Regions from separate parts of the Homo sapiens genome. Here region 2 is linked to region 1. A link is a loop called in an ENCODE intact Hi-C map of the cell type or tissue named here. Cell type or tissue: heart left ventricle. All regions are shown on one strand. Each heading gives the region's core, and the rest is flanking DNA. Links, peaks and the distances in the headings are about the cores only.

Evidence for each region. Peaks named below come from ENCODE experiments on the same cell type or tissue, not always from the same donor. Only the 100,000 strongest peaks of a DNase experiment are listed, where the experiment ranks them.
Region 2: it touches region 1 in a loop (1.8-fold over the local background); 1 of 110 quality-filtered maps calls a loop at or near these places.

The regions. Positions count from the first base shown.
Region 1 is chr5:56,605,096-56,621,719 of GRCh38, forward strand. C5orf67 (chromosome 5 putative open reading frame 67) reads right to left here and starts at 1,161. Exons shown (of 6, transcript NR_161255.1): 1 at 927-1,161. In heart left ventricle, for the core only: no CTCF peak of the experiment used is centred there; no DNase peak of the experiment used is centred there; H3K4me3 peaks cover 185 bases; H3K27ac peaks cover 932 bases.
Region 2 is chr5:56,775,034-56,791,657 of GRCh38, forward strand. No RefSeq gene overlaps it. Among named protein-coding and RNA genes, the nearest start is that of MAP3K1, 32 kb to the right of the region's middle. In heart left ventricle, for the core only: no CTCF peak of the experiment used is centred there; no DNase peak of the experiment used is centred there.

The DNA of each region.
Region 1 (16,624 bases), core at 7,835-12,834:
AGGACTTGGTTTCATTGTTAAAAGAAACCTCACTGCAAGTTACCAAGCTGTCAAACCCTGAGGCGGGATGAGCCACTATTTTTCAAATCCGTGCACCAGTAGTGCTTCTGTGACATCACCCAACACAGAATATCTTAAAATCGATTTCAGGAATGGATCTCGTAACCAAAAAACAGCTTGTTCAGAAAGGGGCACCTATGCACGTAGCAGATGCCTTCTATCTGGTCTCCATCTTCTATCAGGTCTCCCTTTCTCTCTCTTTATTACTGCCCCCCACCTCTGGGAAACTGCCACACCCAGCCACTAAGACCAAGACTTTGCGCACTAAGACTGTGTCGACAGATAAGCAGAAAAGTACAGCACTAGTTTCATCTAGTGTTCTGCCCTGTGTTTCAGTTGAGAGAAATTTCACACATATACACAGACACAGACACACACACACATACTCTCTCTCTCTCTCTTCCTAAGAAATGAATATAGAGCAGCTAAAACCAGATAAGTTCTAGATCCCTGAGGCTTGAGACCCAAGCCTGAGACTGTTCTTAATTGGCCTCATTGACAGCAGATGCCCAGCTCCTCTGCCCCACTCTCTAGGATCCTGCACAGATGTGGCCAAATTCTTCCCCACCAAACCAGCTTTAGACTCTCCTGGGCCTGGCGATCCATGCCTTCTTCTTCACCCCTCTCCTGAAGATTCCTGTGACTATGGGTCTGGAAGCCCTTTCTGCCAAGACACCACTTTCCTCTTCTGGTCTCATTTGGTTTGTCTGACCCTTGGCTGGTTCTAATCCTTGGTGGATTCCTTCACATACTGCTCTAAGCTTGCCCTTTGACTGCATTACCTCGAGCCTTTCTACAAGGCACCAGCTCTATTTCCTGGCCAGAAGTAGAAATTCCCTCCCCCGCTGCGCAGAAGTCCCACTCACAGAATTCGGCTTCATTGCTTCTCTGCCTCTCCAGCTCCATTCCTCGAAGAGCAGAGATGACAAGATGTAGGTTCTGTGTATGCATCCATGTTCTCACTGATGGCTCAGCCAGCATCTCTAAAGTTTTTTTTAATGATTAAGGGCCTTTGGGTTCCCCTGTGGCACTTCCTTGGAGGTAAGGGCTCAGGTGAAGTTGTTCATTTGGCTGTTGATCCCAGGGGAGCACAGGGAATATGAAACAGGGAAGAGAGGAAAGCTAATAAAGAATGTGTTAAGAAGCTTTGGGCAATCAGGGCTTCCTCTAGCAGGAAACCCTTAGGAGACTGCAGAACATTCCTTGGAATGAGGGCAAGGACTTTGGATTATTTATCCAGCCAGGACTTTCCCTCTTTGGCCAAGGGTCATTCCTTGGGCAATAATTCCCTGGCACTTGCAGACTAACCTGTGTGCTTCCAAGCTCATTTCTTTTTTCTTTTTTCCTTTTGTCTTTTTTTTTTTTTGAGATGGAGTCTTGCACTGTTGCCCACGTTGGAGTGCAATGGTGCGATCTCGGCTCACTGCAACCTCTGCCTCCTGGGTTCAAGTGATTCTTCTGCCTCAGCCTCCTGAGTAGCTGGGATAACAGGTGCCCGCCACCACACCCAGCTAATTTGTTGTGTTTTTAGTAGAGATGGGGTTTCACTATATTGGCCAGGCTGGTCTTGAACTCCTGACCTTGTGATCCGCCTGCCTCGGCCTCCCAAAGTGCTGGGATTACAGGTGTGAGCCACCATACCCAGCCGCTTCCAAGCTCATTTCTATGGCTGAAGAATGCCCTCAGGCAGAGAGAAGCAGGAGGTTGTCTGTCTACACAGCATGTGACTACAGCCAAACTCTGGGGTGGCCAAGGGGACATGGGTTGGACACCAACAGCGTCTGCTACAAAAGTGGTTGTTGCCACCCCTCAGAATCCCCCTCTCTGTGTGATCTTCCAGATTCAATGTAATACGTACTGAATGCTGCCAAATATAATGTACCAGACTAGACTCAGGTAATCACAAAGATGTGTAAGACAGAGTTCTTCTCCACACAGAACTTTCAATTTGATGTAAGAGACAAACAGAAATAAAAGTCTTTATAGAAAAGTAAGTCTTTATAGAATAAAGAAGAATATGAGAAGGGCTGTATTAGAGCCATGAATCACTGGCTGTGAGAGCTGCGGGAAGATGAGATTAATTTTGACTAGAGGGAGAAGGCTATCAGGGCAGTTTTCCAAAGCTAAAATATTTTAAACATATGCTAAATCGACAGACATCCAATTCCCACCAAGAGCAAAAGAATAAACATTCTTTCGCAGGGCCCTAAAGCCAGAAAGCAGTGAAAGAATTAGAACCATTTTATCTCAATTCACAAAAGGAAATAAGTGACATCTTTCAGTATCACCCCATCTTCTAGATGCAACGTTTAAAACCAAGTCACAAGAGCAAGATGTTCTTCCTGCTCCACGTTCAACTATGCATTTGAAATCTGTTCTCATTTGTCGAAATGAGCAATTAATTAACAGTCTTTGTGAAGTTCTCAGACTCAACAAGTGTGCCCCTCTCCTGCTGCCTCTGCCACAGGCAGCCACTTTGCATGTCCCTGCTTTTGAAAGACAACTTAGGAATGAAGCTAAACGAGACATCAGCAGTTTTCCAAATCCAGGTGAAGAAAGTGAATGACTTCAGCATGAAAGACAGGGCTGGGGCGACAGGGGAGAGCAGGAGACGGATGAGTCAGCCCATGTTCGTGGAAAGCTGGGGTTTGTTGGAAGAATCTCAAGCTTTCATTTTGTGGTGTTTGGAAGCTTAATTCCCAGCTTCTAATTAAACATATAAACTGTAATCACAAAGGTATTTCACAAGTAGTTCCTTGGATGTGGCAGGGGTTCTAAGAACCAATTTGAGATGCAGGGAGGAGCGGGAAAGGCGTGGAGAGGAAGCAGGCCTGGGAGTGAGAGTGTACTGGGCTTCAGGAAGCTACCTGCTGAGGAGGTGCTGGGGACCCCACACCTGAGCTCCACACTGGAGGGATGCAGACAGAGAGGATGGGGATGGAGCCGTGCAGTGGGGCCTTTTTGTTCTTCTTGCCCAGGTCCTTCTCTCCTGCCTCTCTGGCTGCCCGGCTCCAAGTCAGAGACTTGAATATGCAGCTGGAAGTTTGGGTATTGGCAAGAAATAGCAACTGCACCCCACCTCACCATTCAAGTTCATATGTGGCCCTGCCCCTGCCACCCTCTCAGAAAGGAGATGCTAACGGGCAATGACAAGGAGGAAGTTATGGCACAATGGCAGACTTAAAGTGCCCAGTCATGCTATTACTGCACTCAGCTGAGAATTCTGCAGGGGCAGGGAGCGGGGGATGGAAACCCCTGGGCTTCTCTCGTTTTGTCCCCTGCAGAGTGACTCTGCAGCATTATAATATCTGCCCCAGCCAAAACACAACTGCTCTCCTGCCAGAAGGGAGATTTTTGCCAGATGCAAATCACATGCTGGCCAGAAGCACCAAGGCCCTGGGAAGAAGTGTGTGTTTTCTGGTGGGGAGAAGAATGTGGTATTCAGAAGTCCAACTCAAGGAGATATATAGATCTTGAGCCCTTCACCCAAGGTTGCTCTGTGACTCCACTGCCTAGCATGGTTTAACAACCATACAGCTTAACCATAATAGAGACAAGTTCTAGATCAGTGGCACTTGATCCCCCAAGCGGAAACGTTCCAGATCACTGGAGTTTGAGATCCCAGTCTAGCCTGTCTCCTTTTCTCTGCTCACAAGACATTTTATGGATAAGAGCAGGAATGAAACCATAATACGTATGATTTATTGAGGGTCTCAAATGTGCCTGCTGATGCAGAGTCATAATCTCCTCTCACAGCAACACTGAAAAGTAAGTCTTGTCATCCTCCAGTTTATAGTTGGGCTCAGTGGTCAAGATTGATTTGTTAAAGTTTCTATCACTTTGAATTCACCCCTAATCATACAGCTAATAGTACTGAAGCCATCTCTGAATTGAGCTGTGACTGACTGCAAAGGCTTTCTTGTTTCCAGGCCAACATACCATCTCTTCCTGACTTGGAGCACAACCCATTAAATATTCAGACATGTATGTGTGGAAAGCAGTGGCGAGGTTGGCTGTCAGCCAGACATGAATTTGGTTCCACACTCTGCCATGGGAATTTGGGCAAGTTATTTAGCCTTTTTGAGACTCAGTTTCCCCATATATAAAATGGGAAAGAGACTATTACTACCTACCTCTTAAGGCTGTTAAAAAGAATAAATGAAGTGATGTCTGTAAAACACATAGCACAATGCCTGGCACATAGTCATGCTTGATAAATGTTTATGATTGTCGCTTTTAGTGTCCCCAAGATCCCCAAGAGATCCCCAAGAAGGCTTTTTAAAAAAACTTGAGTATACAGAATTAGATTAATTATAATCTTTGATTTATGATGTATTCTCATTATTGATCCGTGAGTGGTCCTTCTTATTAATGTATTCTTATTAATGTATTTATTTCTTATTAATGTATTTCTTATTAATGTCCTTCTTATTAATGTATTCATTTTATGCTAAATATCCACAAAATTACCACTCAACATGAAAACTATACCATTGACAATAACTTACAGTTTTTATATATAGAAGGGATTTCACAGTTCTAAAATATGTATTCTTGCATATACCATAGCTATATTCTAGGTATTAGCATGTTGAATGAATGTACTCAATGTTCATTGAATAAAGGAATCAATACATGCAATAATTCATCAATAATAACTTGTATTTAGGGACCAGAAAACAGACACCACACTCTGAAGTGAAATGTGAGATTACAAGGTAGGGTTTGCAAAGGCAGTATCTACAAACCAGGGTTTAGTCATGATTAGCCATTTGCCACATTCGGAGTACACCCTATTAAATTAAAAAGTGAAAGGGCACTAAATAGAATAAGATTTTTGGAGAGAACTATGGGTGTGCTGAGAGTCCCACTCCCACCCATGGGGTAAGCGTTGTGGGTGCTTTTCCTTTATCTGAAATCAAGGGAAGCTGGCATAAATGGTCCACTCTAATAGGTGTGGACTGAAAATGGGGTCACAGTGGTCGGGTGTCTGTCTCATGCATAAACCACGTAAAGGGTGAGTAGTAAGGGCTAGCAGGCTACCTCTCCAGTGGAATAAAAGAGGGATGGCTGCACTGTGATCAGACAGTTCACCCAGAGGCAGTCAGAGTAGAGAAAGCTTGAGTGTTTCCCATAGATCAGATATCAGCCACAGAGAAGAGACGGCAGGCTGAGATCACCTTGGATCCTAAACAAGAGGACTGTCTGGAGAGGCAAACAGATCCCCCATGCCTTTGGTGGCAAACCACCAGCACCCCCAAGGTGAGAAACTTTATGCCACCAGCAAGAGAACCACATGAGCTATCCCCATATGGGCAGACTATACCTGAAGAACTTGCCAAATTCTCTGGTAGAGCCAGCCTTAAACACACGTAGGCTCTGAGATGACTCACAATGGGATTGTCAAGTCAGAATGGTCCTACCTCTGCACTCCTCCCCTTCCTTTGCTTCAACCCAGTAGGGGCCCAAGGCAACCTAGAGAGTGAATGAGAAGGCAGAAAAAAATCAAGGCAGTAAGATGGAGAAGCCAGTCCTCTCTCCTCCACTGCAGGTCTGGGCTTGGGGTGGGGTAGCAGTGATAGAAACTTTAACTTCAAAATAAGTGTACATTTGTATTACTACATTTGACTGGACATAATAATAACTAAACTGAGACTGTTTTTCTGACTAGCAGTGACAGACCACTATCTGTTGCCTGAGAGGGGCCAGCCACCAGGATAAATTTGAAGAGGCAGTTTGGGAAAGGAAAGTAGCTGTGCTCTGCTTAAACTCTGTGAGTTCCACTTGCTGAGAGTGACAGTTATAGGGTCTCAACTGAGATCCTGTAAGAATTAAGATACAGTGCTACAAATGTACAGTGGGCACATAAAAATTTTTCAGACCCATTTATAATGAAAACTATAAAACATTGGTGAAATAACTTGAAAAAGATACCAAATATATTAGTTCATTTTCACACTGCTGATAAAGACACACCTGAAACTGGGAACAAAAACAGGTTTAATTGGACTTATAGTTCCACATGACTGAGGAGGCCTCAGAAGCATGGCAGGAGGTGAAAAGCACTACTTACATGGAGGTGGCAAGAGAAAAATGAAGAGGAAGCAAAAGCAGAAACTCCTGATAAACCATCAGATCTCGTGAGACTTATTCACTATCATGAGAACAGCATGGGAAAGACTGGCCCCCATGATTCAATGACTTCCTCCAGGTCCCTCCCACAACACATGGGAATTCTGGGAGATACAATTCAAGTTGAGATTTGAGTGGGGACACAGCCAAACCATATTACCAAAAAATGAAAAGATACTCCATGTTCATGGATTAGAAGAATCAATATTGTTAGACTGTCCATACTAACCAAAGCAATCTACATATTCAGTGCAACCCCAATCAAAATACCAATGACATTCTTCACAGAAATAGAAGAAACTACCCTAAAATTTATATGGAACCACAGAAGACCCAGAATAGTCAAAGCTGTCCTAAGCAAAAAGAACAAAACTGGAGAAATCACATTATCTGACTTCAAATTATACTACAGAGCTATAGTAACCAAAACAGCATGGTACTGGCATAAAAACAGACACATAGACCAATGGAACAGAACGGAGGACCAAGAAACAAATCCACACACCTAAAGTGAACTCATTTCCTACAAAGACACATATACACAATGAGTACTATTCAGCCATAAAAAAGAACAAGATCCAGTCATTTGCAACAATGTGAATGTAACTGAAGGTCATTATGTTAAGTGAAATAAGCCAGGCACAGAAAGACAATAGTGTGTGTTCTCACTTATTTGTGGGATCTAAAAATCAGACAATTGAACTCATGGAGATGGAGAGTGGAAGGATGGTTACTAGAGGCCAGGACATATAGTAAGTGGGTGAGGAGGAGGTGGGGATGGGATGGTTAATGGCTACAGAAAATATTTAGAAAGAATGAATAAGACCCACTATTTGATAGCACAACAGGGTGACTATAGTCAATAAAAGTTTAATTGTACATTTAAAAATAACTAAAAGAGTATAATTGGACTGTTGGTAACACAAAGGATAAATGCCTGAGGGGATGGATATTCCATTCTCCATGATGTGATTATTATTCACTGTATGTCTGTATCAAAACATCTCATGTAATCCATAAAAATACACACCTACTGTATACCAACGAAAATTAAAAACTAAAAAAAAAACAAAAAAACAACAACAACAAAAAAACAACAAACTGACCCAAAATGGATTAGGAAACCTACTTTGGATCCCTTCTTCTCCATCAAGGGTCTCCATCCAGGTCAACTCAGGGCTTGATTTGTAACCAGAAAATGCTACAAGAGCCTCGAGATTTTCTCCAAAGGAGTCATCCCTGAGATGCTCATTAATCACTGAAAACAAGTAGTTGTTTCATGCCAAGGCTGGGAGCAATCTGTTCCTAAGCAGTCCTCTCATCTCTCTGATCTTCCAGGAAAGAGCGTAGCAATGGTCCATCCTTTGGGGATGCAAGCCCTGTCCCATTCACAGTTTGAGGGAATTGCTGCCTACTTCTATGCCTCCAAGCACAGCTGTCTATTCCTCCCCTTCCAGAATTATGCCACAATATCTCCCCTCTGTGAGCCCTTAGGGACACATCTGGACTCTTCGTCCAGGGTTTGCACCTGGAGGAATAGTCTGTGTAGCAAATTCTGCCATGTTCCACCCAGATCTGTGTGTTAGTCCCTCAGCTTTGCATCCTTCTGCTAAGGGATGGGAGTTCACCTGAAATCACACCACTGCTTGGTTTCCCTTCTTACTTGCTTGCTTCCCCACTTCCTTCCTGGTTTCTTCTTAGAACACTTTACTACTAAATAACTTGTATACTGGGTGTGATTCTAGCAACCCAACCTAAAACAAGTTGTTAGACCTACTCAGCTTTACCACACTGGCTCACCTTCTGATTTTGTGCTATAAAACTAACTGGTCTCTAAGCAGCACTCAAAGAGGACAAGAATGCAGGTCTCAGGCATGAGTAGCTGGAATATAATCTCCGCATAAGGCACCCCAAATCTCAAAATACTACACCTTTCAAGCGGTGACTTCTTAAGCACTCTTTATAAATATAAGGACATTAGTCGCAAACAAACATTTATTCAAATTTGTTTTTACTCTTCCCCTTTGTTTTTCAATCTATTTTGACTGCCATTCTCCTCTAGTATCTGAAGAGACTGAATAAACAGTCCACTTGAAAGCAGGCATACTGAATATCTATTGAAAGTTAAGAGACCATACAGGTAAGAGTCAAAATATGCCTAAAATGAAACTCTTAGTGAAATGCAATACCTATTTCTTTATATGGAATGGTGTAAAGCTAAGTTGATTGAATCATATAATAAAGTAATAGTCAACAGAAAAATCAATAGAGGTACATTATGCACCCATTTAAAGGACTTTAGCCTATAAAAAAGACCTATACCACAGAACTTTTAGTTATGAAACAGACAGAGAGACAGCAGCTCCTTAGAAATCTACAAGTGGAGGCTCTAATTCCTGGAGGGGTTGCACCAATTTGGATGCAACTGCTTCTTCCCCATTTGGAGCACACTGATGAGCCACAAAGAACCCAGTAGGCTCCCTCTTGATCGCCTAGGACAGTCAGCCATGATTGTCTTCTCACTTTGCACAAAGGGCAGTGTGGCAACTGGCCACTTTATAGGGAGAAACATGGTGACAGCCTCTCACAGTTCTCCATTTAGTCTGAGCCTCCTTCTCCCAAGCTGCTCACCACTACGAGCCCACATCAGTAAATACCCAAATTTACTTTTATTGGCCCCTTCTCTGCACCACCTGGATTAGAAATAGTGGTCAGGCAAGTTTTGAGAAAGACTTCAGTTCCAAGAGTTGAAACCATGGGGAAAGGTTTTACATATATTTTCATCTACTGGGAGAAGCATCAGCTGAAGAAGATTGAGAGGCAAAACTGCTCAGAAGGTGCTAGAGACAGACTGCCAGTTTAAATCCTACACCTGCAACAGGACATCCTGGGTCAAAGTTCTTCAACTCTACATGCCTCCTTTTCCTCCTTTGTCAAATTAGGATGATAATATTTACCTCAAAGGGTTGCTGGGAGGATTAAAAGAGTTAATACTTTTAAAAGTGCTTAGATGAGCACCTAACACATAGTAAACACTCACTAAATATAACCCCTGGCTGTTGTTTCAATCGCTGTTATTTGTGTCTTCCTATTCTTCTTCACCATCATCATCATTATCACCACCTTTCCCTAAGAAAATTTACAAACTTGAAGCAATGTTTATTTAATTCAAAATAAAGGCCCCATAAGCTTCACACAGGAGCACACTCCATGTCTGTAGGAACTCTCATCACTCCTGGGTTCTCCCTATATATTTGCATCTCTTACTGGCCAGAAGACCTAGCTCTGGTATATATAACTGAATTAGTCAATGGAATGCGACTATGGCTGCCATTTTTTTTTACAAGCCTATTTGTATTTGTCCCATTTCCCAACCTTGAGACCTCAAGATGTCAGGAAAAAAGACTAAACTTGGAGTCAGAGCCTTGGTTCCTAATCTTGGCTCCCACTAGTTGTATGACAAAGAGCAAGTCACTTAACCTCTTTGCACTTCAATTTCCTCACCTGCAAAGGACAGAAATTGGGTAATTAACATCTGCCTTTCATTACCTCCCAGAACTGTAGTAAATCTCAAATAAGATATGGTATGTGAAAGTGAACTCCCCCATGCAGTTTCAGTGCCCCATTCACTCATTCATTCTTGTCTCTCTAAACATACTTTGTGTAGACAAAGCTCATTTACTTCCATTTTTAATTCCAGTGTCAAAAGAGTACAACATACCTTCCAAAGGGCATAAGAGCATTCCATTCTTAACACAAATGGCTGCCTCCTCTTTTCTTCCCTTGGGTTTCAAAGCTGTAATGTGAGTACACAGCCACTTTTAAATTCTTTCCTATTTTCCACTCTCTCTAATTACATGATATCATGGACTAAAAGATAGATCATGAGATCTTCATGTTGCTACAACTTACAAGTGATGCAAAATATCATTAGCAAACTGCATCTGAAACTGAGAGCACTTCACCCATAAGGATCCCAAGAAGAAACAGCCCACTCTAATGACAGAGTAAAAGCAAAGGCTGAGTGCGGAGCTTAAGGAATACATTGGGACCAACCTGTAGATATTTCAAAAGCACTAATTATTGGTACAGCTGGCACAGGAAGACTAAACCAACTGCACTTATCTGTAATGATTTTTTTTTTAATGCTACCAACGCATTTCACACGTGCTAAAAACTCCAGGCTAAATTGGTTGCAAGACATAAGACCATCAGGGCATTCAAAGAAATAGTCTCTGCAATTATCACTAATTAATCAGCCCTAACAGTTGGAAGCCAGTTGGAGAGGTTTACGCTTGAATGTAAATGAGGAAGGAAGGACCTGCTGGAATGAGATGGTGTGGCATATTTGTTTTGTTTTGACTTCTTTCCAGACATATTTCAGTTTACATAAATATTTGAAGGTTGGATCAGACAGGATTTACAGCACAATGGTATCAGGAATGTCTTTATAAAAACTTTGATATGGTCTAAATTAGGTTTCAAGAAGGAAGGGCAGCCGTGGGAGCAGGAGCCTTTTTCAGTATTTAACTTTATGTCCTGACCAGTGCCTAACACCACTTCATAAATCACAGGTACCTTGGACTTAGAATGCACAAGCCCTGTTTCCATGGCCTCGATTTCAGCAGGGACAGATACTGCCTGGAGAGAGAGCTTGCCAACCTTCTGTTTTAAGCACTGCATGTGTGACCTTTGGTTGACCTTAGGTTCTGGGATTTGAGGGTTAAAGTTGTCTTTTGGCACTGGAGCCTGATTTTTTTTTTTTCTCCAAAAGTGTTTAGAGAAATAAGAGAGCGCCCCACCCTCTGCAGCAGGGCAAGCTGTTTCCTGTAGAAGCAAGAGTTAGTGGCTATCCCAGTTATTCCTTGTAAAAAATACTTCTTCAGGAGAAAAACTCTTTCTCAAGGGGTCTGTTTCTGTTTCTCTTTCAATGCCTAACTCTCCAAGGAGTTTACTTAGAATTAGCATGGTCTTTGCATAAAGGCGGACAAAGCAAAGGCGATGCTGTTTGTTTTCAAGGTGAGAATTAGACCAAAACAAGAATCTGACAGGTTGAACCAAATGAAAAGCCCTCACTTCTCTGAACATGAATTTTCTTTGCACAGATTGTTTTTTCCTGAAGGCAGATCACTGAGGGGCAGGTGGATTATAGGAACCTAAACTACATAATCGTCTCTAATAAATGAACATTTTTACCGCACCAACGGTTGATTAGGGATATACCACGAAACATACTAGCCTATTTCTGAGTGAAGCAGGAAAGCTTTCATAGAGAGGTTTTATTGTTTACATTCAATGAAAGGAAAAGTCTGACTTGAAGTAGTCAGATATAATCTCTCTCTGAATTAAAAGGGTTCTATTGTACTAAGATGCTGGTGCTGTTAGCAAAGGTGAATCCAGGATTTTTGCCCAGGCACAGAATGCCTTTATACAAGCGAGCTATACATGTGGCCACAAACAGACAAACTTGCCTGGTTATTGGCAGCCATTCTCAGTGTAAGAAGAGTTTATTTTCCTTTAGGAGCCCACAGTTGAACAATGTTCTGGTGCCCTAGCTGTTTCATAACTTTCCATGTAATTAAGCAGTTGGCATGACCTTCTGTAGCAAGATAATAATAGGAATTAGCAAAGGCGGGGCTTGTACACAAGGACACTTTGGACTACTCAAGCTCACAAATAAAAGCTTTCAAATAAATGCAAAACTGTCTTTCAAATTCAAAGAGCTTTCCTAGTGAAGTGACACTCCCCCAACACACACACACACAAACACACACACACACACACACACACACTGCAAGCAAACATGACAAAATTTCCTGTAACTTGAGAACTGCAAGGGACAATTCAAAAAGGTGGGAGGAAGCAGACCTGGTCATCATTTTTCAAAAGCCACCTTCACTGTCTAGATGAACTTAAGGATGAATATCAAAGCTAGTCATTTGAAAAAAGAAAAAAAAGTCACTACAGATTTCTAGGAGTAAGCTGGTTTTGAAAAAGAAATTATGATTTAAAGAAAAATAATAAAACCATGAGCAGAGCAGAGCACAAATTACACGGCCACTGAACACCAAGTGGTTTCAAACCAAGATCCAGTAGAACAGATGTGCACCTTTCCTGGGACAGAAATCTGAGCACTTTTGTCCAGGATAGTTCAATAAGCAGGCAACAGATATGTGGGTGTGGTAGATAGCTTCCAAAGATGGCTGCCATCAATGCCTGCACTTCCTAGACACATGGGCTGCTTCCCCCATCAAGATGGGAATCTAATTCCATCTGGAAATCTGAGCTATCCTTGGCGCCTAGCTGGACAACAAATATGGCAGAAATGGGGCTGCATAACTTTTGAGGCTAGTTACTAGGGCTGTGCAGTTTCCCCCGGATCTGTTGGAATACTCACTGTTAGGATGGACCCAGCATCTCACTGTGAGAAGCTCAAAACTCATGAGAAGCCACACATAGGCACTCTGGTCAACAGCCTCATCTGGGCTGTCAACCATCGGCCATCAGGAGCTGCTGACCATGCCAGTCAGCCATATTGGTTGTGCAGCCCCAGCCAACACCTGCCTGCAACTTCATGAAAGATGCCAAGCAAGAATTGTCCAGCTGAGGCCCATTAATTCACAGAACCACGAGACATAATAAATTTGTGCATATATATGAAGTGGGTATGAAATTACTTTGCTCATTTTTTCCTTATTGACTTATAAGAGCTTTTTGTAAGTGAGGGATAGTAACTCTTTGCCTAACATTTTAATACTGTTACCAAATGAAAGGTCTTGACTGTAAGTTGTCCAGGTTTTTGGCTTGTTGAACAGAGTTGAACAAAACACACAAACAAAGCAACAAAAGAAAAAAGTAACAAAAGCACAGATTTATTGAAGCAAAAGTACACTCCACAGAGTGTGAGCAGGCTCTAGCAAGCGGCTCAAGAGCCACCCCCACCCCATTGCAATGTTCTTTAGGGTTTTTATTAAGCTAAAACAAAAAACTTGGTAACACCCGTAGGTGCCCTTTACAGGCCTCCAATTGGTTACACCCTATGAAGGATTGCCCTACGACCAGTCCGAGGCTGAAGTGGAGACTTCTGTCTTGTTGTCACAGGAGTGAATATGTGGCCTGTTTACTGCCTAATCTTGCCTAGAACTGGCTGCACCTGCTGTTCCCTTGCTTATGCCTTAACCCCTGGTTACCCTAATTCCCTATTCTTCTATCTCAATACCATACATTTTCTCAATTTTGCCATTTGCCTTTTCTCTGGTTATAGAATTATTGTGTTTTTGTGTCTGATGTAGTCAATTATTCAATTATTTGCTGCTATGGCTTTTGCTTTCATAGGCCTGCCCCATATCAAATTGAAATCCATTTCTCTGATTATTTATGTGTGAATTTAACATATGTTTATTGAACACCTACTCTGTGCCAGGCACTCTCCACTTTGCTAGTGAATAAGATAAAATAAGGGGCTGGGTGTAATGCCTCGTATGGGTAATCCCAGCGACTCAGGAGGCGTAGGCAGGAGGATTGCTTGAGGCCCAGGAGTTTGAGACCAGCATGGGCTAAATAGTGAGACTCTGTCTCTGCAAAAATGAAAAAAAAAAATTAGCCGGCCATGGTGGTATGTACCTGTAGCCCTAGCTACTTAAGAGACTGAGGCATGAGGATTGCTGGAGCCCAGGAGTTGGAGGCTACAGTAAGCTGTGATCACACCACTGCACTCCAGCCTGGGCTACAGGGAGAGATCCTGTCTCAAAACACAAAAACAAGAATAGTACCATACCTTCATTGAGCTCATAGTCTTCTAGGGGGTTAGAATGGGGTGGATTTGAACACAGAACTGCTATGAAGAATGTTATCTGTAGTAATGGGGAATATATAGGCTGCTTGGAAGCCCACAGCAGGAGCATTTATGGACTTCCAGGGACGTCAAAGAAAACTTCCTGTAGGAAGTGACATTTAAGCTGCATTCTGAGTCTTATATTTATGGCTTCATTCTACATTTAAATCAGGAGTTAATTTAAGTTCAAGCAGCAATGTACCTAGTAAATGTGATCAAAATAAGAGCTATCATTGCTTTTACATGTTGGATTTCTATATGTGCTTGGGTCTGTTTCTGGGCTTTGCATCCTATTTTTTTAAAAGCTGCCTCTTTTTGGCTCCTATGTGTTCTCTTTATAATTATTGTCTTAATTTTGTATTTGAGCCAACATATAAAATCATTTGCTTTGCTTTTATTAATACTTTTTACACTAAATTAATTTTCTTGATGTACACCTGTACTTTTGTCAGTTTATTACAATAAAATCACTTTTCACCATATTTATTATAGTTTTCCATTTAACTTCTTAAAATACTTAAAAATTGTATGTACTAAAAGTACATACAGTATATTTTCACTACTTAATGAAAAATAAAAAATGACACCCATGTCCCTCACACTGTGCTCTGATCCATGCAGAGGGCTTATGTGCTGCTTTCTGATCTGTCCATTTCTATGCCCTCAGCCGTATCCTACATTGAAATAGCACTGAGCATTCCCTTGCTTTTCTTCATAGTTTTACCACCTGTGTTTCCTCCAAGCAATATATCATTTCATTTGCCTTGTTTCAACTTTTCTTAACGAAATCATTCTATATTTTTGTAACTTCCTTCTGTGGTTCAGCATCATATGTGTTTACATATACAGATAGAATACAGCATGTTCATTTATTTTTACTGCTACATGGTAGTACAGTATATATATATCCTTAAGTTTTTTAATCCAATTCATTGTTGATGGATATTTATATTACTTTAAGATTTTTGCTAATAGGAATAACGCTTTTCTGAACATGCCCTGGTTCACCTGTAAAAGTTTCTCTAAGATTTATACATAGAAGATAAATACCTGGGTCTTAGAGTATGCACATATTCACCTTTACCAGTTAGTGCTGGATTGTTTAACAAAGCAATTGTAACAAGCTACGCTCCCACAAGCAGCCTTTGAAAGCTCCTGTTGCTTTCTCGCCAACACTTGGTATTAACTGACTTTTTAACTGTCATTAATCTGATATGAAAGGATACTATTGTAGTATTTATTTACATTGTCTTGACATATAATAAGAGCAATAATATTTTATATATTTACTGGCTGTTTGTATTTCCTCCTCTAGAAAATGACTGTTCATGAAAATTGCCCATTTTTCTATTAGTTTATTCCTCTCTTTCTTAATGATTCAAAGGGTTCTTTTGCATTCTGAGACTAGCCCTTTGGTCACATGTGTGGCAAATGTCTTCTCCCTCTTTATGACTCTTATTTTTTCTCTCTCAGAGAAAATAAGGTTTCTTCTGATAAGCTGAAGTTCTTGATTTTAATATAGTCAAGTATAATAATCTTTTCCTTTATGTTTAGATGCTTTTGGTGTCTTGCATAGGAAGTCTTTCCCTACCTCAAAATCATAAAGATATTTCCTATTTTTTTCTAAAAGGCTTAAATTTGGCCTTTCCATTTTTAAGTCATGAATGAATCTGGAAATGATTTTTGTGTAAGGTCTAAAGAGAAAGGCATTTTTAATTTTTTTATCCTTTGTAAGGACAACCAATTTTCTCCCATTACTTCTAATTGAATAGTCCTTTTTTGCCTCATTGATTTTTTACTCACTGAAGATGACATCTTTTAGAAGTTCTAAATTTATGTGAAGGCATTCAATCCACCCTGTCCTGGATTAAGCTCCAGTTTTTGCTCCTGTCCCTTGAGAATATCTGGCCCATGGAAATCTAGACAAAATCCTCCAGGGATTTAAGGGAGTATAAGGGGATATTGCACAAGGCAAACACAGATCAGAGTTCACTTCTACCTGTGGTATCATCCTTTCTTCCGTCTCTGGCCTCCAATTGTTTCCCCACTTTACCACCAGCTCAGTCCTGCCTTTATAAATATTAATTTCAGGTATCCGTATAGGAAGAAATTTCTCTATACTTTCAATTAAAATTATTGCCCTTAATTTAAAATCTAAATCAATTCGATGTTATTTCCAGTTCTTTTTATTTCACTTATAAAGTTAGGATTCTTTCTTTCTTTTTACATCATTGTTATTACATTTAATCTGGTTAGCTGAGTTATGTTTCTCAAAAAATTTTCCAGGAAGGGTACATGAATAATTCCATTCCTGTGAATATTTTAGTATTTCCCTTACATGAGAAAGACATCTTGGCTGAGTGACACTCTTTCCCCTCTGCATTCTTTAGATGTTATTCCATTGTCTTCATCAGAAAATGATCCTGAAGTGCTTGAGATCAGGCTAAACTGTTGGCCTGTTTTTGTTTTTGTGGGCTGATTTTTATGGAGGTAGGGGTAGAAATAAAGTAATAGTGATCTGCTTCTGTTTCTATTGTTGGATGATTACAGAAATTTCTTTTTTTCATTTCCTTTTCTTTTTTGATGTTATTTAACATC
Region 2 (16,624 bases), core at 7,484-12,483, 170 kb after region 1:
TTTAAATAAAACCTCAATAATAATCTTGGATGAGAAGCTTGTTTTACTAATTTATAGCTAAGCAGCTGTTGTTTTGTTAGCATCTTCAGCTTCATTTACACAAGAAAATCTGAAAATGAATCATGCAGACAGGAGAGACCTGATTGCACTCTACAGTAAACGTTTTTGTATGCTCGTCTCATAGGATGTTGAAAAGTAAACACCAAAAAAGACCATTCATCAACCATCACACTGGAGAAAATGTTGGCCAATGATATGTTCAGCTTATATTTCAATAGATTTTATATTTCATGTGTCACTGCCAAGCTACAATTGAGTGTGTATGATGAAAATGCATGCTAGCAAAATATGAGCCAACTTCTCTGAGGCCCTGCAAAACCTATCAAGTGCCTCATCAGGGAAGAAGGAAGCATTGACTGCTCAAGTCATTGACTCTAGTATGCCTGTATCCTCACCATTCAGCTCTGTCAATTTAGATGTGGTAAGAATCAGAAGCAGATGAAAAGTATATAGTTGATAATATGCTCAGTGTCTTCTTAGACTTGGGATAATATACATAAAGGTGTCTCATAAACTATAAATTGCAAGTCCTTTCTGTGGGTAGGGTATCACATATTTATTTAATGCAATAATCTTTAAGTTTTTTGTTGAGTGCCCTAACAGTAAAAAAATAAAATAAAATAAACATTTTACCCCAATGTCTACATATGGGTTTATTCATTAATAAACTACATATGTATACTAATATACATATATATTAATGAGATGCACATATATATACATATAAGATACATAAAAATGGCGATTGAAAAAGGATATGAAAATTAAATAGGAGGGGCCGGGCGTGGTGGCTCACACCTGTAATCCCAGCACTTGGGAGGCAGAGGCAGGCAGATCACGAGGTCAGGAGATCGAGACCATCCTGGCTAACATGGTGAAACCCCATCTCTATTAAAAATACAAAAAATTAGCGGGGCATGGTGGTGGGCACCTGTAGTCCCAGCTACTTGGGAGGCTGAGGCAGGAGAATGGCGTGAATCCAGGAAGCTGAGCTTGCAGTGAGCCGAGATCCAGCCACTGCACTCCAGCCTGGGCAACAGAACGAGATTCCGTCACAAAAAAAAAAAAAAAAAAAAAGAAAAAGAAAAGGAAAACTAAGTAGGAATTCATTTTCTAGTATTTCTACTATTTTTTTCCTGCTCCCAGCAGATCATCTTAGGAGACTACTGCTTTAATGGATAAGTTCATTTTGAAAAGTAGGGGTGATAATTATAATTAACATTTTTTAAATTATGCTTTAAGTTCTAGGGTACATGTGCACAACCTGCAGGTTTGTTACATATGTATACATGTGCCATGTTGGTGTGCTGCACCCATTAACTCATCATTTACATTAGGTATATCTCCTAATGCTATCCCTTCCCCCTTCCCACACCCCTCGACAGGGGTGTGTGTGATGTTCCCCACCCTGTGTCCAAGTGTTCTCATTGTTCAATTCCCCCCTATGAGTGAGAACATGCAGTGTTTGGTTTTCTGTCCTTGCAATAGTTTGCTCAGAATGATGGTTTCCAGCTTCATCCATGTCCCTACAAAGGACATGAACTCATCCTTTTTAATGGCTGCATAGTATTCCATGGTGTATATGTGCCACCTTTTCTTAATCCAGTCTATCATTGATGGACATTTGGGTTGGTTCCAAGTCTTTGCTATTGTGAATAGTGCCTCAATAAACATACGTGTGAATGTGTCTTTATAGCAGCATGATTTATAATCCTTTGGGTATATGCCCAGTAATGGGATGGCTGGGTCAAATGGTATTGCTAATTCTAGATCCTTGAGGAATTGCCACACTTTCTTCCATAATGGTTGAACTCGTTTACAGTCCCACCAACAGTGTAAAAGTGTTCCTATTTCTCCACATCCTCTCCAGCCCCTGTTGTTTCCTGACTTTTTAATGATCGCCATTCTAAGTGGTGTGAGATGGTATCTCATTGTGGTTTCAATTTGCATTTCTCTGATGGCCAGTGATGATGAGCATTTTTTCATGTGTCTGTTGGCTGCATAAATGTCTTCTTTTGAGAAGTGTCTGTTCATATCCTTTGCTCACTTTTCGATGGTGTTGTTTGATTTTTTTCTTGTAAATTTGTTTAAGTTCTTTGTAGATTCTGGATATTAGCTCTTTGTCAGATGGGTAGATTGTAAAAATTTTCTCCCATTCCGTAGGTTGCCAGTTCACTCTGATGGTATTTTCTTTCGCTGTGCAGAAGCTCTTTAGTTTAATTAGATCCCATTTGTCAATTTTGGCTTTGTTGCTATTGCTTTTGGTGTTTTAGTCATGAAGTCCTTGCCCATGCCTATGGCCTGAATGGTATTGCCTAGGTTTTCCTCTAGGGTTTTTATGGTTTTAGGTCTAACATTTAAGTCTTTAATCCATCTTGAATTAAGTTTCGTATAAGGTGTAAGGAAGGGATCCAGTTTCAGCTTTCTACCTATGGCTAGCCAGTTTTCCCAGCACCATTCATTAAATAGGGAATCCTTTCCCCATTTCTTGTTTTTGTCAGGTTTGTCAAAGATCAGATGGTTGTAGATGTGTGGTATTATTTCAGAGGGCTCTATTCTGTTCCATTGGTCCATATCTCTGTTGTGGTACCAGTATCATGCTGTTTTGGTTACTATAGCCTTGTAGTATAGTTTGAAGTCAGGTAGCGTGATGCCTTCAGCTTTGTTCTTTTGGCTTAGGATTGACTTGGCAATGCGGGCTCTTTTTTGGTTCCATATGAAGTTTAAAGTAGTTTTTTCCAATTCTGTGAAGAAAGTCATTGGTAGCTTGATGGGGATGGCATTGAATCTACAAATTACCTTGGGCAGTATGGCCATTTTCACGATATCGATTCTTCCTATCCATGAGCATGGAATGTTCTTCCATTTGTTTGTGTCCTCTTTTATTTCTTTGAGCAGTGATTTGTCGTTCTCCTTGAAGAGGTCCTTCACATCCCTTGTAAGTTGGATTCCTAGGTATTTTGTTCTCTTTGAAGCAATTGTGAATGGGAGTTCACTCATGAGTTGGCTCTCTGTTTGTCTGTTATTGGTGTATAAGAATGCTTGTGATTTTTGCACATTGATTTTGTATCCTGAGACTTTGCTGAAGTTGCTTATCAGCTTAAGGAGATTTTGGGCTGAGACAATGGGGTTTTCTAAGTATACAATCATGTCATCTGCAAACAGGGACAATTTGACTTCCTCTTTTCCTAATTGAATACCTTTTATTTCTTTTTCTTGCCTGATTGCCCTGGCCAGAACTTCCAACACTATATTGAATAGGAGTGGTGAGAGAGGGCATCCCTGTCTTGTGCCAGTTTTCAAAGGGAATGCTTCCAGTTTTTGTCCATTCAGTATGATATTGGCTGTGGGTCTGTCATAAATAGCTCTTATTATTTTGAGATACGTCCCATCAATACCTAGTTTATTGAGAGTTTTTAACATGAAGGGCTGTTGAATTTTGTCAAAGGCCTTTTCTGCATCTATTGAGATAATCATGTGGTTTTTGTCTTTGGTTCTGTTTATATGATGAATTATGTTTACTGATTTGCGTATGTTGAACCAGCCTTGCATCCCAGGGATGAAGCCATCTTGATCATAGTGGATAAGCTTTTTGATGTGCTGCTGGATTCGGTTTGCCAGTATTTTATTGAGGATTTTTGCATTGTTGTTCATCAGGGATATTGGTCTAAAATTCTCTTTTTTTGTTGTGTCTCTGCCAGGCTTTGGTATCAGGATGATGTTGGCCTCATAAAATGAATTAGTGAGGATTCCCTCTTTTTCTATTGATTGGAATAGTTTCAGAAGGAATGGTACCAGCTCCTTTTTGTACCTCTGGTAGAATTGGGCTGTGAATCCGTCTGGTCCTGGACTTTTTTTGGTTGGTAGGCTATTAATTATTGCCTCAAATTCAGAGCCTCTTATTGGTCTATTCAGGGATTCAACTTCTTCCTGGTTTAGTCTTGGGAGGGTGTATGTGTCCAGGAATTTATCGATTTCTTCCAGATTTTCTAGTTTATTTGCTTAGAGGTGTTTATAGTATTCTCTGATGGTAGTATGTATTTCTGTGGGATCGGTGGTGATATCCCCTTCATCATTTTTTATTGCAGCTATTTGATTCTTCTCTCTTTTCTTCTTTATTAGTCTTGCTAGTGGTCTGTCAATTTTGTTGATCTTTTCAAAAAACCAGCTCCTGGATTCATTGATTTTTTGAAGGGCTTTTTGTGTCTCTATCTCCTTCAGTTCTTCTCTGATCTTAGTTATTTCTTGCCTTCTGCTAGCTTTTGAATGTGTTTGCTCTTGCTTCTCTAGTTCTTTCAATTGTGATGTTTGGGTGTCCATTTTAGATCTTTCCTGCTTTCTCTTGTGGGCATTTAGTGCTATAAATTTCCCTCTACACACCGCTTTAAATGTGTCCCAGAGATTCTGGTATGTTGTGTCTTTGTTCTCATTGGTTTCAAAGAACATCTTTATTTCTGCCTTCATTTCGTTATGTACCCAGTAGTCATTCAGGAGCAGATTGTTCAGTTTCCATGTAGTTGTGTAGTTTTGAGTAAGTTTCTTAATCCTGAGTTCTAGTTTGATTGCACTGTGGTCTGAGAGACAGTTTGTTATAATTTCTGTTCTTTTACATTTGCTGAGGAGTGCTTTACTTCCAACTATGTGGTCAATTTTGGAATAAGTGTGGTGTGGTGCTGAGAAGAATGTATATTCTGTTGATTTGGGGTGGAGAGTTCTGTAGATGTCTATTAGGTCCACTTGGTGCAGAGCTGAGTTCAATTCCTGGATGTCTTTGTTAACTTTCTGTCTCATGGGTCTGTCTAATGTTGACAGTGGGGTGTTAAAATCTCCCATTATTATTGTGTGGGAGTCTAAGTCTCTTTGTAGTTCTCTAAGGACTTGCTTTATGAATCTGGGTGCTCCTGTATTGGGTGCATATATATTTAGGATAGTTAGCTCTTCTTGTTAAGTTGATCCCTTTACCATTATGTAATGGCCTCCTCTGTCTCTTTTGATCTTTGTTGGTTTAAAGTCTGTTTTATCAGAGACTAGGATTGCTACCCCTGCTTTTTTTTTTTTTTTTTTTTTTTGGTTTTCCATTTGCTTGGTAGATCTTCCTCCATCCCTTTATTTTGAGTCTATGTGTGTCTCTGCACGTGAGATGGGTCTCCTGAATACAGCACACTGATGGGTCTTGACTCTTTATCCAATTTGCCAGTCTGTGTCTTTTAATTGGAGCATTTGGCCCATTTACATTTAAGGTTAATATTGTTATGTGTGAATTTGATCCTGTCATGATGTTAGCTGGTTGTTTTGCTCGTTAGTTTCTTCCTAGCATTGAAGGTCTTTACAATTTGGCATGTTTTTGCAGTGGCTGGTACTGGTTGTTCCTTTCCATGTTTAGTGCTTCCTTCAGGAGCTCTTGTAAGGCAGGCCTGGTGGTGACAAAATCTCTCAGCATTTGTTTGTCTGTAAAGGATTTTATTGCTCCTTCACTTATGAAGCTTAGTTTGGCTGGATATGAAATTCTGGGTTGAAAATTCTTTTCTTTAAGAATGTTGAATATTGGCCCCTACTCTCTTCTGGCTTGTAGAGTTTCTGCTGAGAGATCTGATGTTAGTCTGATGGGCTTCCCTTTTTGGGTAACCCAACCTTTCTTTCTGGCTGCCCTTAACATTTTTTCCTTCATTTCAACTTTGGTGAATCTGACAATTATGTGTCTTGGAGTTGCTCTTCTCGAGGAGTATCTTTGTGGCATTCTCTGTGTTTCCTGAATTTGAATGTTGGCCTGCCTCACTAGGTTGGGGAAGTTCTCTGCGATAATATCCTGAAGAGTGTTTTCCAACTTGTTTGCATTCTCCCCGTCACTTTCAGGTATGCCAATCAGACGTAGATTTGGTCTTTTCACATAGTCCCGTATTTCTTGGAGACTTTGTTCATTTCTTTTTACTCTTTTTTCTCTAAACTTCTCTTCTCACTTCATTTCATTCATTTGATCTTCAATCACTGATACCCTTTCTTCCACTTGATCAAATCAGCTACTGAAGCTTGTACATACGTCACGTAGTTCTTGTGCCGTGGTTTTCAGCTCCATCAGGTCCTTTAAGGACTTCTCTCCACTGTTTATTCTAGCTAGCCATTTGTCTAATCATTTTTCAAGGTTTTTAGCTTCTTTGTGATGGGTTTGAACCTCTTCCTTTAGCTCAGAGAAGTTTCTTATTACCGATCGTCTGAAGCCTTCTTCTCTTAACTCGTCAAAGTCATTCTCTGTCCATCTTTGTTCCGTTGCTGGTGAGGAGCTGTGTTCCTTTGGAGGAGAAGAGGCACTCTGATTTTTAGAATTTTCAGCTTTTCTGCTCTGGTTTCTCCCCATCTTTGTGGTTTTATCTACCTTTGGTCTTTGATGGTGGTGATGTACAGATGGGGTTTTGGTGTGGGTGTCCTTTCTATTTCTTAGTTTTCCTTTTAACAATCAGGACCCTCAGCTGCTGGTCTGTTGGAGTTTGCTGGAGGTCCACTCCAGACCCTGTTTGCCTGGGTATCACCAGCCGAGGTGGCCGAACAGCAAATATTGCAGAATGGCGAATGTTGCTGCCCGATCCTTCCTCTGGAAGCTTCATCTCAGAGGGGCACAGGCTGTATGAGGTGTCAGTCGGCCCCTACTGGGAGGCTTCTCCCAGTTAGGCTACTCAGGGGTCAGGGACCCACTTGAGGAGGCAGTCTGTCCTTTCTCAGATCTCAAACTCTGTGCTGGGAGAACCACTACTCTCTTCAAAGCTGTCGGACAAGGACGTTTAAGTCTGCAGAAGTTTCTGCTGCCTTTTGTTCAGCTATGCCCTGCCCCCAGAGGTGGAGTCTACAGAGGCAGGCAGGCATCCTTGTGCTGTGGTGGGCTCCACCCAGTTCAAGCTTCCCAGCCGCTTTATTTACCTACTCATGCCTCAGCAATGGTGGACGCCCCTCCCCTAGCCTCACTGCCACCTTGCAGTTCAATCTCAGACTGCTGTGCTAGCAGTGAGCGAGGCTCCGTGGGCGTGGGACCCTCCAAGTCATGCGCGGGATATAATCTCCTGGTGTGCCATTTGCTAAGGCCATTGGAAAAGCGCAGTATTAGGGTGGGAGTGTCCTGATTTTCCAGGTACCGTCTGTCACGGCTTCCCTTCACCAGGAAAGGGAATTCCCCAATCCCTTGCACTTCCTGGGTGAGGCAATGCCCTGCCCTGCTCCGTGGGCTGCACTGTCTGACAAACCCCAGTGAGATGAACCCGGTACCTCAGTTGGAAATGCAGAAATCACCAGTCTTCTGCGTCGCTCATGCTGGGAGCTGCAGACTGGAGCTGTTCCTATTTGGCCATCTTGGAACCTCCTCTATAATTAACATTTACATAGTGTATGTAAATACTGCTAAATATTACTAATTCCAGTTCTTTACATATATTAACTTGTTTTACCTTGGTATCAGCCTTATGCAACAGGTATAATTATTATCTCCACTTCACAGATGATGAAATTGAGGTACAGACTGATCACCTAACTTGTCCACGGCTACACAATTACCAAGTATCAGGGGTAGGATTTAAACCTAGGCAGTCTGGAGCTAGAATCTAGCTCATCTAAAACCTGAAGGCCTGGCAAGGTATTATCATGCTAATCAGTAAGTAATCAGGATGCCTATGCATTAGCTTCCATAACACCTGCATAATCGCATGTATCTTACTATATTGTAATTGTTGCTTTGAATACTTGCCTCCCCTGTTAAGCTGAAAACTGCTTTAGAACAAGGACTGAAGTAGTTTTGTATTTACATAACAGTATTGAGCACAGTGCCTGGTACCTAAAAAGTATGTGGTAGGCGCTTGTTGGATGGATAGTTGGATGAAAGAAAAAACAATTTTTAAAAATGGATGGATGGATAGATGGATTTATCCCAACTTACTAGATAGCCATTGGAATTTGAATGTCCTTGAAATAGGGATGAAAATCTCACCTAACAATAAAAATATTCACAGACTTTCTTCTTAATGAGCTAATTCTCTCTTGCTAACCAACATATAGAAAAAAAATTATCTCTTGATGTTATCCAAGCCTTTTCAGGGAGGAAATACTATCCCACTCATGAGCATTTCAAACCCTGCAGAAACCAAAAAAGGTGAAAAAGAAAGGAATGTTGTTTATGGAAATAATACGTCTTGTCAGGAATTTGTGTTTTATCTCATAAAAAGAACAAAACAAAAAGAGAATCTGCCTTATGCTCTGGCATCAACAGGAAACCTAGTTCATTACAAATGTAGCCTGGATACCTCCAGGGGAAGAAAAAGATGAGTGAATGAATGAATGGATAATAGACTTGCCTTTTCTGAAGTGGAATCCAGGTTTTAATCCAGTCTTAATCCACTGTATGTGGTAACAGTTGCATTAGTAATATGCTTTGTCACAACACAAACTACCCAGACTGTAAGACTGTTGGACGTTTATACTCAAACCAAGAGTCTATGTTTTATTCATTTTGAGTGGCACAAATCAGCGCTGAGATATGGGAACTAAACCTTGAAAAGTTTCCTCCTATATTTGAAGCTGGAAAAACTTCAAGGCACTTTGATTCAAATACACATTCTATTAAAATGTGTATCTTGCTTAAGCCCAGGAGGTGGAGGCTGCAGTGAGCAGAGATCATGCCACTGCACTCTAGCACTCCAGCCTGGGCAATAGAGCAAAACCTTGTCTCAAAAAAAAAAAAAGTGTATATATTTCATACCAATTGCTTCTGTACTTAGTGTAGCTTAAGATACAAAAGCCTCTGAATCAAAACAGTAACTGCAGAATTGCTTTTACAAGTCTAATGATGTACTCAATGTAATGTGATAGGTTTCATCTAAATAATGTATAATTTTATCTGTTTTCCATTGCTTTATATTCTGTCAAATGGAAAACAGTTCTATAGAAGTCAAATTCTGGACTTCCTTTGTTATAACTATATTTCAGCTGATTAGTGTTGTTCTTTGGGACTTTCTTTTAGCAATCAGATACAATTACCATTGTTCTATAACACTGACTACCAAACTTGTTATTTCACTCTGAGAGCTGTGCCTGTCTTGTCTTTATTTTTCTCTCTTCGGGATAATATCCACTGTAGTGTCCATAAATCTTTACTGAAGGGATTCACTATTAAACTACTTAGCAAAGTTAGTATTCTTTAAAGATATTGTTTGTTTTAATGAGTAGAGAGGAGGGCAGAGTTCTGCCACATTAAGTGTAGTTAAGAGGACCCTCAACACAGCATCGACATCACCTAAGAGCATCTTAGAAATGCAGAATCTCAGAACTTTCAGACTTTAATGTGCATTTGAACCAACTGCGGATGTTAAAAAGCAGATTCTGATTCAGGAGGTCTGGGGTGGGGCCCGAGATTCTGCAGTTTGATGAGCTCACAGGTGATGTCTACACAGCTAGTCCTCAAGCCACCTCCTGAGTAGCAAGACCTAGGGAAAGAGCCCATGATGATATCGCACTTACCACGTATCTGACTAAAACAAAGAGATTTAATAAGATAAGTAGTTGTTAAATAAAGATTTACTTAGCACATAGTCTATGACTAATCCTTTTATGATTGAGTTATTTGACTTTAGATAGACCATAAGACTTCCGTTTATTATCCTTTTCTATTTAATGAACATAGTACTTCAATTTGTTTTCCAATAATGTTTACATTCGACCTTTGTATTCATTTTATGCATTCTATTTGTCATGTTACCTAAGGCCAGACAACCGTCATTTGAAATAGTTATTTTTAAGAGATAGAACCAAATACGTAAAGATATAATTTTCAAGTAAAGAAAAAACTGGTGTTTTCTTAAAAAATTTAAATCTTGTTATGATTTAATACTAGTTACATGTTGTAGGAAACAAAACCAAGTAAAGAAATTACGGCAGTCTTCAATTATTTATTTATTTATTTATTTATTTATTTATTTATTTATTTTGAGACAGAGTCTGTCTTTGTCGCCCAGGCTGAAGTGCAGTGGTGCATCTCAGCTCACTGCAACCTCTGCCTCCCAGTTTCAAGTGATTCTCCTGCCTCAGCCTCCTGAATAGCTGGGACTACAAGTGTGTGCAACCACGCCTGGCTAATTTTTGTATTTTTAGTAGAGACGGGATTTCACCATGTTGTTCAGGCTCGTCTTGAACTCCTGACCTGGTGATTTGCCCTCCTCAGCCTCCCAAAGTTCTGGGATTACAGGTGTGCACCACCGTGCCCGGCCAGCAGTCTCCAATTCTAACTTGTTAGTACAAACCTTGGAAAATCACCTAATTGATTGCCTCACCAGGTTCCTCATCTATAAAATAGGCTTAAATTTAAGTTTCCTCAAGGCATTGATGTCAAGAGATATTAACAAAACATGTTGGTTCCTCTGGTTCTGAAAGTGTGGTCCTAGGACAAGCAGCATCAGCATCCCTGGGAATTTATTGGAGAAACAAATTTTCAGACCACACCCAAGCCCAAGACCTACTGAATCAAAAACTTGGGGTGGAGGCAAGAAATCTACATTTTTAACAAGTCCTCAGGTGATTCTGATATATGTTACAATGTTAGAACCACTGCAGTCTCTATAGAGCACAGTAACGATAACTCTCAATCAGTGGAGGAAGGGGTATACTATTCTAACTAGCAATCCATATGGAACAGTAAATTAGGCCGTATTAAATCAGGAACAATAAATTAGGGCTTACCTCACAATATTACACGTTTAAATCTATGCTGATTAAAAATATAAGTATAAATAGGGCCAGGCGCAGTGGCTCACGCCTGTAATCCCAGCACTTTGGGAGGCCAAGGCGGGCAGATCATTTGCGGTCAGGGGTTGGAGACCAGCGTGGCCAACATGGCGGAACCCCATCTCTACTAAAAATACAAAAATTAGCCAGGCGTGATGGCGGGCGCCTGTAATCCCAGCTACTCGGGAGGCTGAGGCACCAGAATCGTTTGAACCTGGGAAGCAAAAGTTGCAGTGAGCTGAGATTGTACCACTGCACTACAGCCTGAGTGACAAAGCAAGACTCTGTCTCAAAAAACAACAACAAAAAAAGATATATAAATATAAATAATAAACATAAAACATTTGACTGCACTAAAATTAAGTGTTTAGGCAACAAGAGACATCATACAAAAAATTAAAAGACAAATCACATACTAAGAGAACACACATGCAATGTAAAGTTCTCAAAATCTAGTATCCCTAGCATAAATTTCTTAAAATCCTACAAATCAACATGAAGACAACTATTTTTTAAAAACAGGCAAAGAGTAAGAACAGATAGTTCACATAAGAATGGTATGTGAAAAGATTGTTTCTCATCGGCAATCAGGGAAATGCAAATGAAAACAACATGAAACACTATTTGATACTTCAACGACTGGCAGAAAAATTAAAGTCTGATGGAGGAGTGTGTACAGAAATGAGCATCCCCAATGTCAATTGTAAAACTTGGCAATATCTAGTCAAATAAATTTTCATTCCCTACAAACTAGCAATTCTACTTCTAGGAACTGAGCTAGAGTCCCTGTGGGCATCATCATAGGAAAGCTATCTGAGGATCTTCCCCAGTAGCAACCTTTGTTTTAGGGAAAAACTGGAAATAACTCAAATCTTAATTGATATATCAATACATAAATTAAGTGCATTTACACAGTGAAACACTATAGAATCTTAAAACATATGAGATAGTACTACTTGCATCAACGTGATTAAATCTCAAAATCAATGTTTCAAGATTAATATATACAAATCATAAAGCAATATTTTGTATTGGGAGCATAATATAGTCAGAGCATAAAAGATGTGGACAAGAAGCATATACACCAACTTCAGGCTGGCAATTACCATTGGGTATCGGATAGATAATAGGAAAGGGAGGTCTTCATCCATATCTATTTTATTTATTCAAAAAAATTTTGAAGCAAGAGTGGCAAAATATTAGCACATATTAAAACTAGTTGGATAAATCAAATAAAATAAAAACTAGTTGGTATCAAACTCTCTACTACTGCCACAACTTTTTGTAATTTTATATAATTTTAAAATATTAAAAATAAAATATTGGCCAGGTACCATGGCTCACGCCTGTAATCCCACACTTTGTAAGGCTGAGGCGGGTGAATCACGAGGTCAAGAGATCAAGAGATCAAGACTATCCTGGCCAACATAGTGAAACACCATCTCTACTAAAATTACAAAACTTAGCTGGGCTTGGTGGTACACACCTGTAGTCCCAGCTACTCGGGAGGCTGAGGCAGGAGAATCACTTGAACTCGGGAGACGGAGGTTGCCTGAGCTGAGATTGTGCCACTGCACTCCAGCCTGGATGATAGAGCAAGACTCCATCTCAAAAAACAAAAAATGTTTCATTTATTTCTGTGTTCCTAAAATTTTGTTTCAAGTAGTCAACTAAATGTACATTTCCTTAAGCACATATGAGAAAAGCTTTTTTTTTTTCTTTTTTTTTGAGACGGAGACTCACTTTGTCACCCAGGCAGGAGTGCAATGGCACGATCTCGGCTCACTGCAACCTCCACCTCCTGGATTCAAGCGATTCTCATGCCTCAGCCTCCTGAGTAGCTGGCATTACAGGTGTGCACCACCACGCCTGGGTGATTTTTATATTTTTAGTAGAGACACAGTTTCACCATGTTGGCCAGGCCGGTCTCAAACTCCTGACTTCAAGTGATCCACCTACCTCGGCCTCCCAAAGTGCTGGGATTACAGGCGTGAGCCACTGCACCTGGCCAAGAAAAGCATTCTTTAAAAAGTAATTTAAAAAGTAGAAAACTTAATTTTTCTTAACTTTCGTTGTGATATGAAATATCTATAAAATTATGAAGAAAATGAAAACAAAAAAATGTACAAACAAAACCTTTTAGCTGATTATGGAGCAGGGTAAACACAAAAGAAGAGGATTTCCTGTATTTTTTGGTGGTGGGGTGTGAGGGGTGTAGAAATGGATTTAAAGGCTATAAAGGAACAAAAGAGGTCAGTAATTTATCCCCCAAAAATCCATGTAGGAGGCAGTTCTTGAATAAAGACAGAAGTGGTTGTTCAGCTTTCAGAAACATCTGGGCCCTAATTCCAATTGATTTCTTTCTGGTAGGAAAAGTTCTCCACATGTATACTTCTCATAGTTCCTTTCAGCCTCTAAAACATTATCTTAATTTTAGATAATACCTGCAAAAATTGGATTCAACTTGTGTATTGAGAGCTAAAGAATTTTCATGTGACTTTATACATATAGTGTGTGGCTTCTTGTAGCCAGACCCTTGGGAGGCCCTAAACATTGAAAAGATGATGGAGTCCTACCATCCCACCAGTGGTAATTCAACATTTTATTATGATGCAAAATTTCCATGCATGCTGAAATCAATAGAGTTTCTTCCAACATTTTTTGTGCAAAGTTCTGAACAAATCTGTCAAAGCTAACTTGTTTATTTTTAGGGTGGGGGTGCCCCTGCTTTGCTGGTGCCCTGAACATGTCATAATCTGTTGGGCATCTTGCACTGGCTCAGCTATCAATTAGGGAGCTAAAGGGCTCTTTAAAGCAATCCATAATTTTAAACCTACCAGGTGACTAGGAAAGACTACTAAAGGTTGCTAAGTTTTCTCACTGGTTTCAAGACTCAGATTCTAGTCTGAAGCAGCAAACATCCAAGTAATTGAGTAATACTACAGAGCTGAAGCCTACCACTGAAATGTTCATTCACACTCTTCCACTCTTTGTCACAAGACTAGAATGTAAGACATCAGTGGAATTTTGTTTTCTTTCTTTTTTGAGATGGAGTCTTGGTCTGTCCCCCAGGCTAGAATGCAGTGGCGCACTCTCAGCTCACTGCAACCTCTGCCTCCCAGTTTCAAGCGATTCTCCTGCCTCAGCCTCCCGAGTAGCTGGGACTACAGGTGTGTGACACCATGCCCAAATAATTTTTATATTTTTAGTAGAAATAGGGTTTCACCATGTTGACCAGGCTGGTCTTGAACTCCTGACCTCAGGTGATCCACCCGCCTCGGCCTCCCAAAGTACTGGGATTACAGGCATGAGCCACAGCAACTGGCCAACATCAGTGGAATTTCGAACTGTGACCTTCTGAATATGCTACATGAACCCTTTTTTAAAAGAGACCGTACAGCCTCAGGACTGTCTTTGTTATGTTTGATAAAATGCAGTTACTAAAAGAAAATTGCTGAAATACTTTTCCCAGCCAATGCTACAGATATCTTTGCAAATAAAGGTCATGTAAGAATATGAACATTTATGTTTCAGAAATAAATTTAGTTGTACCAGTGGGTATAGCTTTAAACCAATTAATTTTAAGTCTATGTAATCTTACCAAAGGGCTATTTTTATGAACTGGTTTTAGCAAACTTGTTGCAGGCAGAAACTGTCTTTCTATGATATTCTATGCAATACCTGCTATGGTTTGAATGTGTCTCCTCCAAAATTCAAGTGTTGCCAATGTAACAGAATTAAGACGTGGGGCCTTTACCATAATTTAAAAATAAAAAAATAGTATGTGGTGAAAAGGGAACACCTTTACACTGCTGGTGGGAATGTAAACTAGTACAACCACTACGGAAAACAGTGCAGAGATTCCTTAAAGAACTAAAAGTAGATCTGCCATTTGATCCAGCAATCCCACTACTGGTTATCTACCCAGAAGAAAAGAAGTCATTATACAAAAAAGATACTTGCACACGCATGTTTATAGCAGCACAATTTGCAATTGCAAAAATATGGAATCAGCCCAAATGCCCATTAGTCAATGAATGGATAAAGTCAACATATATGTGTATATACATATATAGTATATGTATACACACACCACATTTATGTGTGTATATATGTATACATATATACACATACCACATTTATGTGTGTATATATATGTGTGTGTGTATATATATATGTGTGTACACACACACACACACACACACACCATGGAATACTATTCAGCCATAAAAAGGAAAGAAATAATGGCATTCACAGCAACCTGGATGGAATTGAGACCATTTTTCTAAGTGAAGTAACTCAAGAATGGAAGACAAAACATCGTATGTTCTCACTTATAAGTGGGACCTAAGCTATGAATATGCAAAGGCCTAAGAGTGACACAATGGACTTTGGGTACTTAGTGGAGAAGGGTGGGAAGGGGGCACGGGATAAAAGACTACACATTGGGTACAGTGTACACTGCTGGGGTGATGGGTGTACCAAAATCTCAGAAATCACCACTAAAGAACTTATCCGTGTAACCAAACGCCACGTGTTCCCCAAAAACCTGTTTTAAAAAGGGGTGGGGCCTTTAAGAGGTGATAGATCCTCCCTCAAGAATGGGATTAAGGTGCTTATAAAAGAGGCTTCACACAGCATTCAGCCCTCTCTTGCCTTCTGCATAGAAGGATGCGGCAAAAAGGCCCCTACCAGATGCTGGCATCTTTATCTTGAACTTCCCAGTCTCCAGAACTGTGAGAAAATACATTCCTATTCTTTATAAATTACCTAGTTTTAGGTATGTTGTTGTAGCACCACAAATAGATTAATATAGAACCCAAGGAGGTGGCAAGATAAATATTTGGTTGTTACATTGCACATCATAACAAGTCACTTGTTTTCAAGTCAGGTAAAAACGTTCAAAAGTAAATGAGCTGGCCAGGCACAGTGGCTCTTGCCTGTAATCCCAGCACTTTGCGAGGCTGAGGCGGGCGGATCACCTCAGGTCAAGGGTTCGAGACCAGCCTGACCGACATGGAGAAACATGGTCTCTACTAAAAATACAAAATTAGCTAGGCGTGGTGGCGCATGCCTTTAATCCCAGCTACTCGGGAGGATGAGGCAGGAGAATCGCTTGAACCTGGGAGGTGGAGGTTGCGGTGAGCCAAGACTGTGCCATTGCACTCCAGCCTGGGCAAGAAGAGCAAAACTCCATCTCCAAAAAAAAAAAAAAAAAAATATGAGTTAAAATTATGTAATTCTAAAAGGTCAATACGCTGATTTTTTTAAAAACGAATCACATTATACTAAATGAAAAGTATTTGCTGAGGCCTTTTTTACAAAAGTATTTTGAGCCTCCAAGATGGTTTGATAAATCCATGAACTGTCAATCAATCAATTTATCAATCTGTGTTTTCAATCCCTGTTGCAGTAGTCCCCCCATATCCTTGAGGGATGCATTTCAAGACCCCCAGTAAATGCCTGAAACCATGGATAGTACCAAATAGTACCCTATGCAGTATATACTGCCTTTTCGTATACATACATACCTATGATAAAGTTTAACTTATAAATCAGGCACAGTAAGAGATTAACAACAATAACTAATAATAAAATAGAGCAATTATAGGAATATATCAGCGTTACTGCTCTTGAGCTTTGGGGCCATTATGAAGTAAAATAAAGGTGACTTGAACACAAGAAGCACTGTAATACTGAAACAGCAGATCTGATCAGTGAAACAGCTCCTAAATGACTAACAGGTGGGCCTCTACAGGTCAAACATCCCACATAAGATAGAGCAGGACAGCTTGAGATTTCATTGTGATAC